Regions from separate parts of the Homo sapiens genome. Here regions 2 and 3 are each linked to region 1. The links are chromatin contacts, found by Hi-C or POLR2A ChIA-PET in ENCODE. All regions are on one chromosome and are shown on one strand. Each heading gives the region's core, a stretch centred on a gene start or an enhancer-like site at or near the end of the contact. The rest is flanking DNA. Distances are from core to core; before and after follow the strand shown. Region 1 has its middle 140 kb from the start of ATXN1. Region 2 overlaps LOC107986573 (a long non-coding RNA gene). Region 3 has its middle 88 kb from the start of ATXN1.

The links. Hi-C counts contacts between places; a loop is a spot of excess contacts on that map. ChIA-PET counts read pairs that join two places held with the same protein, here RNA polymerase II (POLR2A). Pooled maps may share reads with other maps.
Region 2: a map of PC-3 shows a loop between it and region 1 (2.5-fold over the local background). The contact joins two enhancer-like sites. A Hi-C loop is called at or near these places in 1 of 168 maps with a recorded cell type or tissue (PC-3), 1 of 37 single-sample maps with no recorded cell type and 1 of 50 pooled maps. POLR2A ChIA-PET finds 5 or more read pairs at or near these places in 1 of 52 experiments (activated CD4-positive, alpha-beta T cell).
Region 3: a loop to region 1 is called in a map of CD14-positive monocyte, with 1.9 times the contacts of the local background. The contact joins two enhancer-like sites. A Hi-C loop is called at or near these places in 2 of 168 maps with a recorded cell type or tissue (CD14-positive monocyte and psoas muscle) and 3 of 50 pooled maps. POLR2A ChIA-PET finds 5 or more read pairs at or near these places in 3 of 52 experiments (A673, HEK293 and OCI-LY7).

Annotation. Positions count from the first base shown.
Region 1 is chr6:16,903,114-16,907,839 of GRCh38, forward strand. No RefSeq gene overlaps it. Among named protein-coding and RNA genes, the nearest start is that of ATXN1, 140 kb to the left of the region's middle. Within about 2 kb of position 2,843, at least 2 of the 41 ENCODE cell types and tissues checked have a DNase peak (open chromatin) inside an H3K27ac peak, as active enhancers do.
Region 2 is chr6:16,944,329-16,949,155 of GRCh38, forward strand. LOC107986573 (a long non-coding RNA gene) reads right to left here. Exons shown (of 4, transcript XR_001744006.2): 4 at 4,187-4,827. Among named protein-coding and RNA genes, the nearest start is that of STMND1, 160 kb to the right of the region's middle. Within about 2 kb of position 3,508, at least 8 of the 41 ENCODE cell types and tissues checked have a DNase peak (open chromatin) inside an H3K27ac peak, as active enhancers do.
Region 3 is chr6:16,846,698-16,851,709 of GRCh38, forward strand. No RefSeq gene overlaps it. Among named protein-coding and RNA genes, the nearest start is that of ATXN1, 88 kb to the left of the region's middle. Within about 2 kb of position 3,329, at least 7 of the 41 ENCODE cell types and tissues checked have a DNase peak (open chromatin) inside an H3K27ac peak, as active enhancers do.

The DNA.
Region 1 (4,726 bases), core at 1,593-4,092:
TGGCTGAAGGATATTCCCCCTTCGCCTTATGTCCTGCCCGCTTCTGTTATGAAGACAATTGCTCCAGGGTAGCCACACTCTTGGGGGCTGCCATTTCCTGGCCTGGGTGTCCTCAAGGTCCATAGAGCGGTTCTAAGTAGGTGAGTGGCATTTCATTATTTGTAAAAGGAAAAAGAAAAAAACAAAACCCTACACATCAAAATTCCTTTATGGCTGTTTGCCAAAGAAGCTGAGTTTTTACTAGAGGGGCTCCGAGAGAGTCCACCTCTAGTTATCTGTGGTTCTGTTGAAGGGGAAAGAGCGGTCATAGATGAATGAAGTTCACAGAGTGCTTACAAACCACAGCTTATTTAACCTGCTCTTTCACCGGTGTAAATTGTTAAAAAGTACTCATATCGACTTATTTGACTTAATCAATCTTCTTTCCTGGTCCTCCCATGGGGAGGTGTGCTAATGGGTAACGGAGATTGAGAAGGAGGCAGTGGGCAGGAAGAGGAAGGAAAACAGAGCCCCAAACTGAGTCGACAGCCCCTGAATGAATAAAAATCTGGCAGCGGATGGAGAGGGGTTTGACTCATCCATGAATGCTCTAGCACGAGGCTACTGCTTTCACAGACACTGTCTGTTTCTCCAAATTTAGGGGAAATTAGTGAGGAAACTATTTTTAGACTGTTTACTTCTCCTCTGCCCTTACAATGGCGCTGCTTATGAAATTTGAGGACAGACCTATTGAGAGACTAATGGAGTCATCTGCCATAGAGATTAGACAAGGATTTATGGATCAAAAGAATTGCTCTGCAGGTTTCTTTTAAGCACTATGAATTCACCAGCCCTTGCAATGACCCAACAATGGCAAACTAACATTTGTGCAGTCCTTTAATATTTTAACACTTAAAAAATATGTACATGTATATATATATATATATGTATGTGTATGTGTATATATATACATACTTTGCCACATCAACTCTTTGCAACTGTCTGGTAAGGTTCAAACTTTTCAGCAGAGAAAGAAAGGAAATTATAAGTGAGTGTCCTAAGGTCACATACTTGGAAAATGTCATTGGTGTAATTCAAACCCTAATCATCTTTCCAACATAAAGGTGCTGAGTGGTTGCACTTGAGCATTGTGAGTTGGGTGAAAAACCAAGTCTAAAATATTTACTGAAATCTAAGTTTTGCCAGCTTATCTGGTACTCTTGCCTTTTTCTCCATTGTCTTGCACTTCTCTGGACTTTATTATTCAACTTTGGCCACACCCAGTGAAAATGCAGGTATACACGTTCAGTTGGGAAAGAATTTTCACACCAGGGAGTCATACAAAAATGACAAAAACGTGTTTGGGTGGATTTTGGTCCAAGAGTTGTTTAAATGCCGGAGTAGAGTTTGAAATTTCAGTAGTGAGAAGCCATAGAAAGATTATAGAAATAATGAACACCTTCTAAGAATTTATAATTTACAAAACTCTTCGCCTACAATTTTTCGGTGAGTTCTCCTAACCATCCTTTAAGGAAGAAGTAGTATTTTGATCCCAATGTTACTTTTCAGGAAGTTGCGGCTTGGAGAAGGTGTGATTTTACTAGATTGGGTAGCCAGTCAATGATAAAACTCAATCTGTAAGCCAAGTAGTAAGTAGTGCTTTCAAAGCTTTGATCAGGGAATGGCTTACAGAATGTAGAATGTATTCAAAGGAGGGGAAACATTTAGAAGCTATTGCAGAAACCCATGGTGTGGAATTTTTTAAGTTAGAAATCTGAATGCAAACATCAGCTCTCAGGGCCATGATGCGGATTGTTGTTATTCTCAGTGTGATGGAAGCAAAGCGATGGTCTCTGGATCTAAAAACAGGTTAAACGCAGGCATGTGTCTTTCTCTTCATCTGACAGATAGATGAGTAATTGATTTCATTTACCAAACAGGCTGAGCACAACGTAAAATCATGCTACTCATCTAAACTGAAAAAATTCTCTATTTTCCAGAATAGTCTCAGAGCACCATGTGTGAGAGAACACGACAGAATAGAAACTGATTATGCAAAATGTGCGAGAGAGAACTGCAGCTCTTGGTGACATGTGGCAGCCTCATTGGGAAGGGAGTGCTGTGTAACTCTGGGTGCTGTCTCTGATGGCCACGTGTCACAAGCTGAATGGCAAAAGGGGGGTTAAAAACTGAGTTTGTGAATTGTTGCATGTAGTCCTCTGAGACATTCACGTGCCATGCACACATGCAAGGAGGTATCCTGAGAGGCCACTCTCAGCAGCAACACTCACCCACACAGAGGTAAGAGAGGGGAATGCCAGGATTTTTGTCTGTGTTTTTTTTTTTTTTTTTTTTTTTTTTTTGGTATTTTGTCCCAGAGTCCTTACTCTGGGCTGTGTAGACCCCTCTAAAGATATGACTACTCTATGAGAACCCCTCCCACCCAATGCGAAGATTGCAAAAGCTCTTAGGAGGATGGAAATGGTTACATGGTTGGATAGAGGGGCAGCAGGAACATGAGAGGCATAGAAGATTTTTTTTTCTTTTTTTTTCTTTTGAGACAGAGAATTCCAGACACAGCAGAGAATCAAAATGGTGTTTGGAAGATTACAAGCCTAGCAAACCTTTTGTGCTCAGGAGCTATCCAGAGTACTAGGCTGCCTCTACCTCCGGTTCACCTGAGCTGAGGCCAGAGTCTTCTGCTCGGTATCTGACATCAAGTCTCTGCCTTGGGCTTGGCTTCAGCTCTAATTCATACCAGCTTCCTTCCCTCTTCTGTGTTCTACTGGACTCCACTATTCTCAGAACCAACCATTTGCAAGCCGTGGGAAAGCCTGGTTTTGATAACCAGCTGCACCCAATGCCACCTTCACTGTGGTTTTAATAAGAGATAGCTTGTTTCCCTGGATGTTTCCCAGCCATAGTGGACACACACACACACACACACACACACACACACACACAGACGCGTGTGCGCGCATGCACACACACACATCATTAGATTTTGCAGACATGAGGTTTATATTTTTAGATAGATTTTTGCATAAGCACATTTGAATTTATGTACAATATGTCAGACCTTGCTTTACAGTGACCTGATTTAAAAAAGTTTTTTTCTACAGATTTCTCTGTATGTGCATATATACAGAAGCTTGTAGCAATCAGTATACAAAATAATGTCATCAGGGAGGGGTTGAGCAATGTAGAAAGAACTGAGTGCATTGATGTCTAATGCCTATTCTGGCTATGGGCAAATGTACAATGAGAAAATGATGTCAGTTCTAGAACAGGCTGGTGACTTGAGCATAAGCATCTGATTCCCTGCATCTTAATCTTGATGTAAATGAGCAATTAAATGTCTAAAGAGAGTGTCTCAGATTGGAGAGACTCCCACTGGCCAGATCTGGGAAATTCTGAACTAAAATAATTAAGTACAGTAATGACTTTTAAACCATTGGAAAAAAAAAAAGTAGGAAATCATGCATCCATGCTGATAACAAATAGATAAATAAATAATTCAGGGAGAAGAGAGGGCTCTTGTTTACAGTTGAGTGCTAGAGACCAACTGGTAAAAACTGTAAAATCATCATCTTGCAAGCATCATGGTAAAGACTGAAATAGGCGAGAAATGTGGTTAAATGCTAAATCACATAGGAGATTTAGAAGAGCAGGATATTTACACATATTAAAGTGTGTATGTGTGTGAGAGAGAGAGACACAGAGAGAGAGATGGAGAGAGAGGAAAAGAAAAAGAAGGAAGGAAAGAAAGAGAAAGAAAGAAAGAATAAAGAAAGAAAGAAAAGGAGGAGGAGAGGAAGGAAGGAAGGAAAGAAGGGGAAGGTTTTTGAAATGCAGATATTTTTCCCTGAAATGTTGGTTGGCAGTGATGGAAACTAAGATGGACGTAATGAGCCTCAAAGAAAAATTGAGTTGGCCCCACACAATTTCTCGATAATCTTCAAATACAGTAGATAATGGAAACAACGTCTAAAAAGTTTTGAGAGGATGTCGATTCATGAATTTCACAACAAGCCCAGTGATTGTTCTGAGAAAGACAAAGAAAAATATTGTAAACTAAGCAATGACTGTGAAAATGTAAAATTTATGTATTCTTTTTGACAACTATTCTAGCTAACCAAGTGATTAACCAAAGTAACGTTCAAGAACACAGAAACTCTGGTACAAAAGTACTAAAAGTGAGTCTTAAAACTATTTAAACCAGTTATTCTAAATAATATTTATTGTATGATTGAAGAGATAGAATGCAAAATATCATTTATTTTAACATTTCCTAATAGACAAAATGTTCAACATAAAATGATGATCATATTAATAATAATTTAAACTATGAAATTACATATAAAATTCCATATTAACGGCCGAGTGCAGTGGCTCATGCCTGCAATCCCAGCACTTTGGGAGGCCGAAGCAGGCGTATCATCTGAGATCAGGAGTTCAAGATGGGCCTGACCAACATGGTGAAACCCCATCTCTACTAAAAATACAAAATCAGCCAGGTGTGGTGCCACATGCCTGTAATCTCAGCTACTCAGGAGGCTGAGGCAGGAGAATCAGTTGAACCCAGGGGGCGGAGGTTGCAGTGAGCTGAGATCGTGCCACTACACTCCAGCCTGAGCGACAGAACAAAACTCTTGTCTCAAAAAAAAAAAAAAATTCCATATTAACTAACAAAAATTGGGGTTGCAGGGGAAAAGGGATGAGAAAGCATAAGTGTGTTAATTTTGAT
Region 2 (4,827 bases), core at 2,258-4,757, 42 kb after region 1:
GGACATGTACAGAAAAGAGTCAATGGCTAGCCAAATCTGACAGCCCCAGGGGACCTCTCTCATTCAGCTGTGGCCATTTGGCCTCTGCTTCCAGCTTCATGACGGTCACTTGGACCCTGCATGTAGTGTGTGTGTGTGTGTGTGTTTGTGTGCACTCGTGTGTGTGTCTCAGATCTGACATTCAGGTTAAGCCTTGATTGTTAACCAGGTCTTTTCTTGTTTCTGAGCCTCACTGCAGTTCTAATCTCTAGATTTCTGTGCCATTTTCTGGACCAGAGCCCGCATTTAGTAAGCAGCCTGCACTCTAATTTCTCTCAGATATAAAAGTCCTGCCTCATTCTTGGTCTTTCATCACTTTAAAGACATCGATTCACTGTCTTCTAGCTGCTGAGGCTTCTGCTGACACATTCACAGCAGAATCATTGTTCCCCTGTATGTAATGTGTCATCTTTTTCTAGCAGCTTTCAAGATGTTTTTGTTTTAATCTTTGGTTTTCAGCAGTTTGATTATGGTGTGTCTGGTGTGGTTTTCTTTGTGTTTATTGTTTATCATCTTTGGGATTCATGGAGCCGCTTTAGTCTACAAATTTATGTCCTTCTCCAATAGTGGAAGTTTTTGATGCCAATCTGTTTTATTTTCTTTCTGAAATTCCAATGACATATATGTTAGGCCTTTTGATATTGTTCCATGGGTCGTTAAGTTTCTATTTTTACTTTATTTTTTTTCCTTTTTTTTTTTTTTTTTTTTTGAGACAGAGTCTCGCTCTGTTGCCTAGGCTGGAGTACAATGGCATGATCCTGGCTCACTGCAACCTCTACCTTCCAGGTTCAAGCGATTCTCCTGCCTCAGCCTCCTGAGTAGCTGGGATTACAGGCATGCGCCACCACGCCCAGGTAATTTTTGTATTTTTAGTAGAGACGGAGTTTCACCATGTTGGCCAGGCTGGTCTCGAACTCCTGACCTCAGGTGATCTGCCCAACTCGGCTTCCCAAAGTGTTGGGATTACAGGCATGAGCCACCATGCCCAGCCTCTCTGTTCTTTAGACTGGATAATTTTTTATTGATCTATCTTCAAGTTCATAGACTTTTCTTTCTGTCACTTCTACTCTGTTGTCGAACTTACCCAATGACTTTTAAAGTTTCAGATATTGTATTTTTCAGTTTTGCAATTTTCAATTGGTTTATTTTATAGTTTCTATTTCTCTACAGAGAATGTCTTTTTTTTTTTTTTAAGTATTTTCACCTTAGCCTCATGGATCGTAGTTAAAATAGCTGTTTTCAAATCTCTCCTTCAGAATTTCAACCCCTGGGACATCTCAGTGTGTCATATGTTGCTTCTTTTCCTTTGAGAATTTGTCACAGTTTTTCAGTTCAATGTATGTTTCTGCAATTTTGGATTGTACCTTGGACATTTTGTATATTATGTGTTGTGCTATTGTATTAAACAAATGGAAAATGTTGACTTTTTATTTGTTTGATATCAGGCAACCTGGTCAGATTCAGACTGAAAGTTCTGTTTTGCTTCCTGTGGTGGTTCTAATCTCAGGTTAGCTTTTAAAACCTTTGGTATGCTGCTTTGAGTGTGTCCCATGCACATGCCACTTAGAAATTAATCTGTGATGTGGGCTGCATTTTAATATCAGTGCAGCTCTCACAGCCTCTGCTGTGCTGGTTTGTGTCTGATCCATGCATGCACTTGTGTGGGTTCATAAACAGGATTATGGGATCCCCTTCACTAACTCTCTCCTCTCCACACTTCTGGCCCCTTTTCCCAGGTCTTTCATCCAGAATGTTGAGGCTATCATCTAAGTTTCAGCACTCAGCCCAGCTGATCCTTCCCAGCTCTGTGTCTGGGGCTGCCCTCAGGGAAAAGACATGAGAAAAGGATAAAAACGCACTTGAGAAATTCATTCTTTTGCAGGTCGCCTCTCCAAGTTTCAACCTCCTTCCCCAATCTGCCTGCCTGCTTTGGCTTAATTTTCAGGGTCCCTGGGGAGCTGGTTTCTGTATTTTGCCCAGAGTTTTTAGTTATAATCAGTGGGAGAGGTCAACTGTGGTGGACTTGCCCTGTTATGCCAGAAACAAAGTCTAAGTTCATGTAGAAAGTACATTTTCAAGGAGCTTGGAAAGGAAAAGGAAGAAGAGGGCAGGATGCGGTGTGGCTAAGGAGGCAAGGTGGAGACAAAGATGTCTTAGAAAGAGCTGGCGGTCTTGCTTGAAGGCCAGGAGCAGAGACCCAGAGGAGAAGTTAAATAATAACCATCTGCCTCAGTCAGAGAGGAAATGATGCGGGAGAGGACTCTGAAAATTAGGTCAAATCAGGCAAATTGTGGAGGGAAGTTGAAACATGGAGTAGTGACCTGCAAGGGAATGAATTTCCCAGGTGTCTTTTTTTCTTTCTTTCTTTCTTCATGGCTTTGCCCTGCAGGTGGCTTTAAGCACAGAGCTGGGAAAGTGAGTCCAAGATGCAGGCTGCTACAACTCAGATAATAACCATCTTTCTGACCTGAAGAACTAGGTAAAGGGGCACTTGGGGGCCAGAGAGTATGGAATGGAGAAACCTATGGAAGGAGATCCCATAATTTTGTTTGTGAATTCACACAGGTGCATGCATGGATCACATTGCAGACTCAAGAAGGAAGAGATGGGATTCAGGACATGGTGGGTGTGGCTTAGAGGAGAGAAGGGATACTTTCTTCTCTGAGATGGAGGGAGGGAGGGGAAAATGAGGTTAATCCCCAGAGCTTTGGGGGTGAACAGAAAGGAAGCTGAGTTGGCTGATATCTAACATCCTACTAAGATCACCCGCCAAGAGTAAGAGGGGGCTGGGTTGGGGTCCAGGACTTACGAAGCCATCTTTAGCTAATCAAATCCTTGTGAAGTTTAAATGGGCTTCAATCCAGTTGCAGTGCTAGTATCGTTTCATCTGTGACTGAGGCAGGTTATCCTATGTACCTTTTAAACCAGCACCATTCCGCCAGGAGCTAAACGTCAGTGCAGAACTCATCAGAAGAGAACTAGGTCTAAACTTGAGTAACATGTGCATTGCATTGTCCCTCCATTTCCAGAGTTGAAAATGGCTTTGGGGAAAAAAATCATACAATTATAATATGTGGACCACAGAAGAAAGAAGAAAAGTTAGCAATGTTCTGGGAATGGTGCCCAGCTCTTTTATGACTCTGAGTAGTAAAGTTACAGCTTGCCACATGCAAACTTGTTGGCAGAATGCAAACTGAAGCAATGCTCAGTCAAGGCCTCTCACTCATCTATTTCATTTGTTGCCAGCATCACCATTATTAATGAAGAGCGACTGAGCCTCTTGGCAGGTTTGAGTTAGTTCTGATGTAATTGTCCATTATCTCTCTTGTAATCACTTCCATGCAGTTCAAATTCCTCCCCTCTATTTCCTGAAATCTGACTCCCAGCACTTCAGTTCTGGGTGCACCAAAATGCCAAGTCACTTCAGATCGGATTTCTTCTGACTCTCTGAGTACTCCACTCTGTGCCTCTCCCACTTGCTGAGAAAAATCACTTAGAGACTCAATGGTGATTCCATTTCTATTAACCAAGGTGCAGTTTCAACATTTTCCTCTAGGCAAAGGTACAAATGACACATTTTTTCCACGTGTGGTTTGCGTGTGTGTGTGTGTGTGTGTGTAAGTGCTCTAAGACTGTTTTTTATTAAAACAAAGCAAGAGCTACTTCCTGTGAGAATTGATGTTTTGTTGTTCAAGGATGGGTTTTGTGTTTCTATGTTAAAATCCCTTGGCCTGGAGTCAGGATTGGTGGTGGTGGTAACTGACTGAAGATTCACCCCAGAGTGTCAGCTATAGTGATCTCAACTGAAGATGAGGATAAGGAAAAGAGAATAATTTATTAGAGGATGGAAATGACTTGGAGATCAACTACCAACCACAAACTACTGAGTTGATTAGTTTAAAATTATCGTACTGAGCGATGATCTCCTCTTGACTTTAGTGAGGATTTAATAGACGTTCGAGTCACCCAGGTAATCTTGATTTTTTTTAAAAGTGAATTCCAGTGTCGTATGATCATAGGACACTATTCTCATTCATGAGTTTTTGTTTCATAAGTAAGAATCTCATGGATGGGTTTATGAGCTCAAGAAGGAAGCTAAGCTGTAGACTCCTAGATATTTAAGGCTGAAAAAAGTAGGTTGAAATCCTCTTGTCCAACTCTTTTATTTTATAACCACAAATGGAAACACAAGAGACATTAAGCAACTTGCCAAAGGTCATACAGCTGGTTACTGATACAGCTGCAACTCAGATGCATATGTGTTTGCTCCCTGTGTATGTGCTTTCCATCCAACGTACCTTCAAGATTCACACTTGTCTTGCTGCCTTTGCTTTTTCTCTTTCAGTTGAAGGGTTGGAGGCAGTGGGACGTGGGAAGAAAGAGAATATTCACAGAGAGAAAGTCCTCTGAAAAGCAGTTGATTTCTCTGAAGGAAATGGCTCAAAGATGTTGATGCGAACTTGTTGTAAGATTTCCATTCACTGAAGAGGAAGTCCGTGATCCTCACTCCCAAGAGGGATCCAGGGATCTAGAGACTCCTAAGACCCTCCAATATTTAGCGATGATGTCAGACCAGTGATTTTCTTGAGCTCACAGCACAAACTGTTATTAATGTTTCCTGCCCATGTACCTCCTCCCACAATGTGCCAACACACACAGTTCATCATCTGATGATGATGGACATGCTGCAGATTGAAAGTTCAGATTCTGTAGGTGTCCTTAGACTTGGTTAGCGTGAGAATGTCCCCTTGAAAACAATCTCCAAATAAATGAAAAATGCTGGTGACT
Region 3 (5,012 bases), core at 2,079-4,578, 56 kb before region 1:
ATTGTGTTGACACACTAATATTAGGTTGGTGCAAAAGTTATTGCAGTTGTTGCAATTAAGAGTAGTGGCAAAAACTACAATTATGTTTGCATCAAGCTAATATAATTAATCTGGCCTATTGGAGAAATAAGCAGATTGCTCACATTCTTAGAAAAAGAGCACCTGCTTTCATTCACTGATTTTGTGACAGCTTTGACGACAATAGCAAAATAATTATAGTAAGAAGCCACTAGCAGGCCTTAGCATTTGCATCGTAGGGTCATAATTGGACTAAAACTGTTAAGAAGCATGAGAAGGTCAGCTTTCCACTGCCTTTAGCATTTGTGTAACACTGGGGAAGTATTAATGCATCTGTTATTTTAGCTGGGCACCAGCCATTCAGAAAGCTAAAAGCAGCCATATCTAAGCCTTTTTAAGTTTTCTTAGCCATTGACTCATGCCTTATCCCCTCAGTTGATGGCAACCTGACTTTAGCCAAGCAAACAATATGCTAACAGCACAAACAAAATTGGTCCCTCTCCTTTTTAGAGCTGAGGAATATACTTAACAAAACCTGTGTATTTCCATGCACATAAGTCCCTAAGCACTACATTTCAGTGGTTTACACATCTAATAACGTCAGGAGCTACTCTTCTACCCAGGCTGTAAACCTAACCAGAGCTATTTTGGCATAACAGATACAGTTTGCAGGGAGATTTAAATATGATTGTGGCTCATAACTGTCAACAAATAACACAAAGCCTTATACCCTTCATCAGAAAATCTGAATTTCAGGTGTAAAAGTTTATCGAGGAGCTGCTCCATCTGCCAGGATTGCCTTGCAAAATATGGACAGACATCTAGTTTCTTTGTCCCTGTGTTTTGGAATTTCCAGGAAGCTGGCTTTCCACATTTAATTGGGAAATGAGAAGGGCGTTGGCGGCAGCATTGCCTGATGGGAAGCATCATGGTAGCTTGGTGGGAGGGGCTTTGTTCTCCTTCCAAACCATCCCAAATGAATGAATAAGCAGCGTGCTTGCTATGCCAGTGCAGCATGGAAGTCTCCTACCCACCTTCAGCAGGTTGCCTTTCATTAGCTCCCCGCTACAAAGACATTTTGTGGTGAAAGTAAAGGCTGACTTGGTGAAGTTATTGGCAAATGTCCTGAACCTCGACCTCCACCTAGAATTTCCCACTCACATACAGTAATAGAACAAGCCGGAATGAGTACTGAGCTATGTATTTGCATGAGGCTAAGTCTAATTTTAAATTGTGAATCCATTTGAGCTGTGCAGCTCACTTGAGGAAGGATGGAGGATTGAGCAATGCATATGTAGAGACTCACTAAAATTTGTTATGTAAATGAATCACCCATACGTACAAGCACTGTGCAACTGTGGTGAACTCGGCACTCACCATCCCTATCCTCAAGGGTCTCTTGGGCTAGCGAGGGACAAGAACAATGGCAATTCCAAAGCATTCTTTGACAGAAAAACAACAACAACAATAACAACAAAACTAACACACGATGCTATAGTATCAGGCCAGAGGGACAGCCAACTCAGGTGTGCAGAAACTGGGAAGATTTCAAGGGAGAAGTTGCATGGAAGTCAGATCCTGAAGGATGTGTAGACATTAGTTATGGGTAGAGAGGAGGGAGGAATACTCTAGGCAGATGAAAGCCCATGCTTAGCGATCTGTTTTGAGGTAAGAAAGGTGAGCAAGACATGGTCACAAAGGGCCTTGCAAAGTCGTGTTTTGAAATTTGGGCTTTATCCTATGAGCAGTGCTTAACCCATTGAAGGGTTTAAGCAGATCAGTGATATGATCAGAATCAGATCTGGGTTTTTTAAAAAAATCATTCTTTGTTTGAAGCTTATTTCATCAGGATCCTCTCTACCTAACATTTTGCAAATGATGATGACTATACCTGAGTGCATTATTGTCTTTTTTACAATATGGGAGTATAACATTAGCATTATTATATAAATGCATGCCACCTTATTTTAAATGACCATGATGCCGATAAAATAATAAAAATAACCACAATAAAATTTGTTGAGTGTTTACTGAATGCCAGGAACTGTGCTAAGCTTCTTATAAATTTTCAAATCTAACCCCTTTGAAATAAATCATGTTACTGCCCACTTTGTAGATAAGGGAATAGTAGATAAGAAGCTGTAAGTAACTTGCTTAGGTCATATGGGAAACATGGATCAAAATTGCAGCGCTGGTGGTCAGACAGCAGAGACTACGCTGCTCCCCACTCTCTAGACTACAGTTCCGCTCCCTCCTCTCCACCCCCTCCAAAAGAAAAAGGTGAATGATCACATCAAAAATAGTCCATGAAATTAGCTGGGAAGTAATTTTCACCAGAATGATTGATCCAAATATGCTGGGTGGACATCATGACCCCGTTGGTATGTGTGTAGAAACTGGGTACCAGCTTAGTCCCTTGCTGAAAGGCTGTTTGTCATACTCTGGTGCAATGGTTTAAGGAACTTCAAATTTAACTAATTAGCAAGAAATAACGATAATAAAAACACTCAGACTTAGGGACATTGGAATCTCTTCATCTTAATGAAAAGAATCTTGTGGAAAAGGAACAAAAACTATTAAGAAGAGTGACAAGATTAGCCTGTATTGAGGATGAAAAAGTGTGAATCACAGGTTAAAATAACAAGTTTCCTAATACCATTGGATTGTGGATAGGATCTGGGCAATTTGGCCTGTGGTGATCTCACCTATGTAACGATATTACAAGCATAAAGAAGATGTCATCCTCACTAAGCAACTCAAGTTGCTTCTCCAGGATGTACTTCCTTCCTTAATTATGTTTTACTAGTGCACGCCCCTATTTGGGCAATCACATGTCACCTCTTAATCTCATCGGTGATGCTTGCGTTAGAGGAAGATAACAATTGCACTCTCATTAATTGCCTGCTTATCTGGGCTGACATTTCCAAACCCACACAGGGAGCCCATAACTTTCTGTTCAAGAATATTTTAGTCCAACTAAATGAGCATTTCACTGTTGACATACTAAATAAAAGGGTTGACTCACTCGTTACCCTGGAACCAAGGCTGTATTCTTAGAGGGTGTCACCTTACAGAGCCCTGGTGTCCTTAAAAAGAATCTGCCTGTTCCTGAACTCTCATGAAATTCTATATTCCAGCCTTCCGAATCCCAGAAGCCGGCTAACTGGTAAAAATTGAGAATGAGATGCTGGCGTGTGGAGAATACTAGGCATGATAGGCTAAAGAAAGGAAAGCCCTTCTTCGGCAATCGCTGGATTTAACGTCTTATTCAGGGACCAGACTTGAGCTGGAAGGAGGGGAAGATAAAGTTTGGTTTTCCTGTGACTGACTGGCTGTGCCCACAGAAACAGAGGCCTCCTCCCGCAGCCCCAGCAGTTGCGGTCAGGGAACCTCGTGCTGTGTTAGTGGCTGTGCTACTCTTTGTACAACAGCCCTGTCTCTCCAGCTCTGGCTGGAGCACAGGCCGCAAATAAATTGCTAACATTTAAGTGCATCTGTTGCAAAGAGAGAAGCACAGAGGACACTGGGGAAATTTCGAACCAAATTTCAGGACTGAGCTCATAAAAGCATGCACCATCTGTGGAATTTTGTTCATATGCATCACTATAATGGGAGGGGGGCAATAGAGAAGGGAAAAAAGAGACAGATAAAGGATTGAGTGGTAACTGGATTTCAAACTGAAGTGTCTCTTCTCAGGTCGGTTCTCAGGTGGCATTTGGGCCAGGCAGGATCCTATCTTTCCTTACACTGAAGGGTCTGGCCGTGGGGATCTAATTGCATGAATCAGCAACCACAAATTCCTTCTGCCCCTGTGTCTAAACACAATTTCCCCCTGCCCTCCACCCTCCATCTGCCCCCCACCCTCCATAATTTACTGATCCTGTACAAAGATTTAAGTAAGACTTTCCATCTTTCTTCCTGCTGCTTTGCTACTGCCCCAGGCTGAGCTGAGTCTAACTCTTTTCCTCCCATCATCCGTGTGGCAAAAAAAAAAAAAAAAAAAAACTAAACGCAAAAACAAAACAAAAACAAAACCCTGATCATTTTCTGATAAGCACTTTACATTTCTATAGCGCAGGAAAAGGGAAGTTCCTTCAGAATCCCTTTATAGATGATCGCTCTCATTGTCTAACAAGCTTTTCATTGTTTGTAATTTTCATTTCCCTCCACAGTTCAGGGCACTTTGGAAAAAAACTCTATTCAGCACTTTTCCACTCATAATTCACGAGAAAAGAGTCATGCAGTATAATAAGGATAATTAGCTCTGACTGAAAATAATAAGCTTGGCACCAGAGAGCCCCCCCATGCACACAGTATCCATTTATCGTTTTGTGTACCCTCTGTCAAGGCTAATCACTACTCCTGTAATTACTAACCTGTTGAAAGGACAAAGGAAAATGCAATGCTGTACTTAAATAAATAACACTGCTTCTTCCCATATCATCTCAATAAAACTCTTTTAGAACAGACTCTTTCCTTACAATTTTAGAGTTTAAAACTGCTGTTGTTTGTCCTCAAAAATATGATTTGCTATTGTAAGAATGATTTTCACTGTGTATGCATGGAAGAGGGGTTGCATTGCTTTAATTTAGATTCTTGTAAGATAAAGATAGCTGGGAGTGATGATCTCATGTTTAATAAGGCTCAACATTTATGTCGCGTGCTTCCTTTTCATTAATTTGTTAACCTTGGCGCAGTGTGGGAACAAGCACCATGTGAATGACCATATGCTTCCCCTGTTATTGTATCTTAATCCAGACCAGCAGACACTTGTAGTTTCCCTCCTAGGAGAGATGCTGCTGGTCATGCCAAACCTAAGTGGAGAAAGATGTAGACTAATAAAGTCCTCTCTCTTTTCTAGGAGTGATGCACCCTGGGAAGGATTAAAACACAGGTTCCGATTGTCATCCTTTTCATTCCTCATTTATCTGCCTGTCCCGCCTGATCCTACTAATGATTTTTTCTCTTCTGTACACGCTCTGAACCTTGTCTGC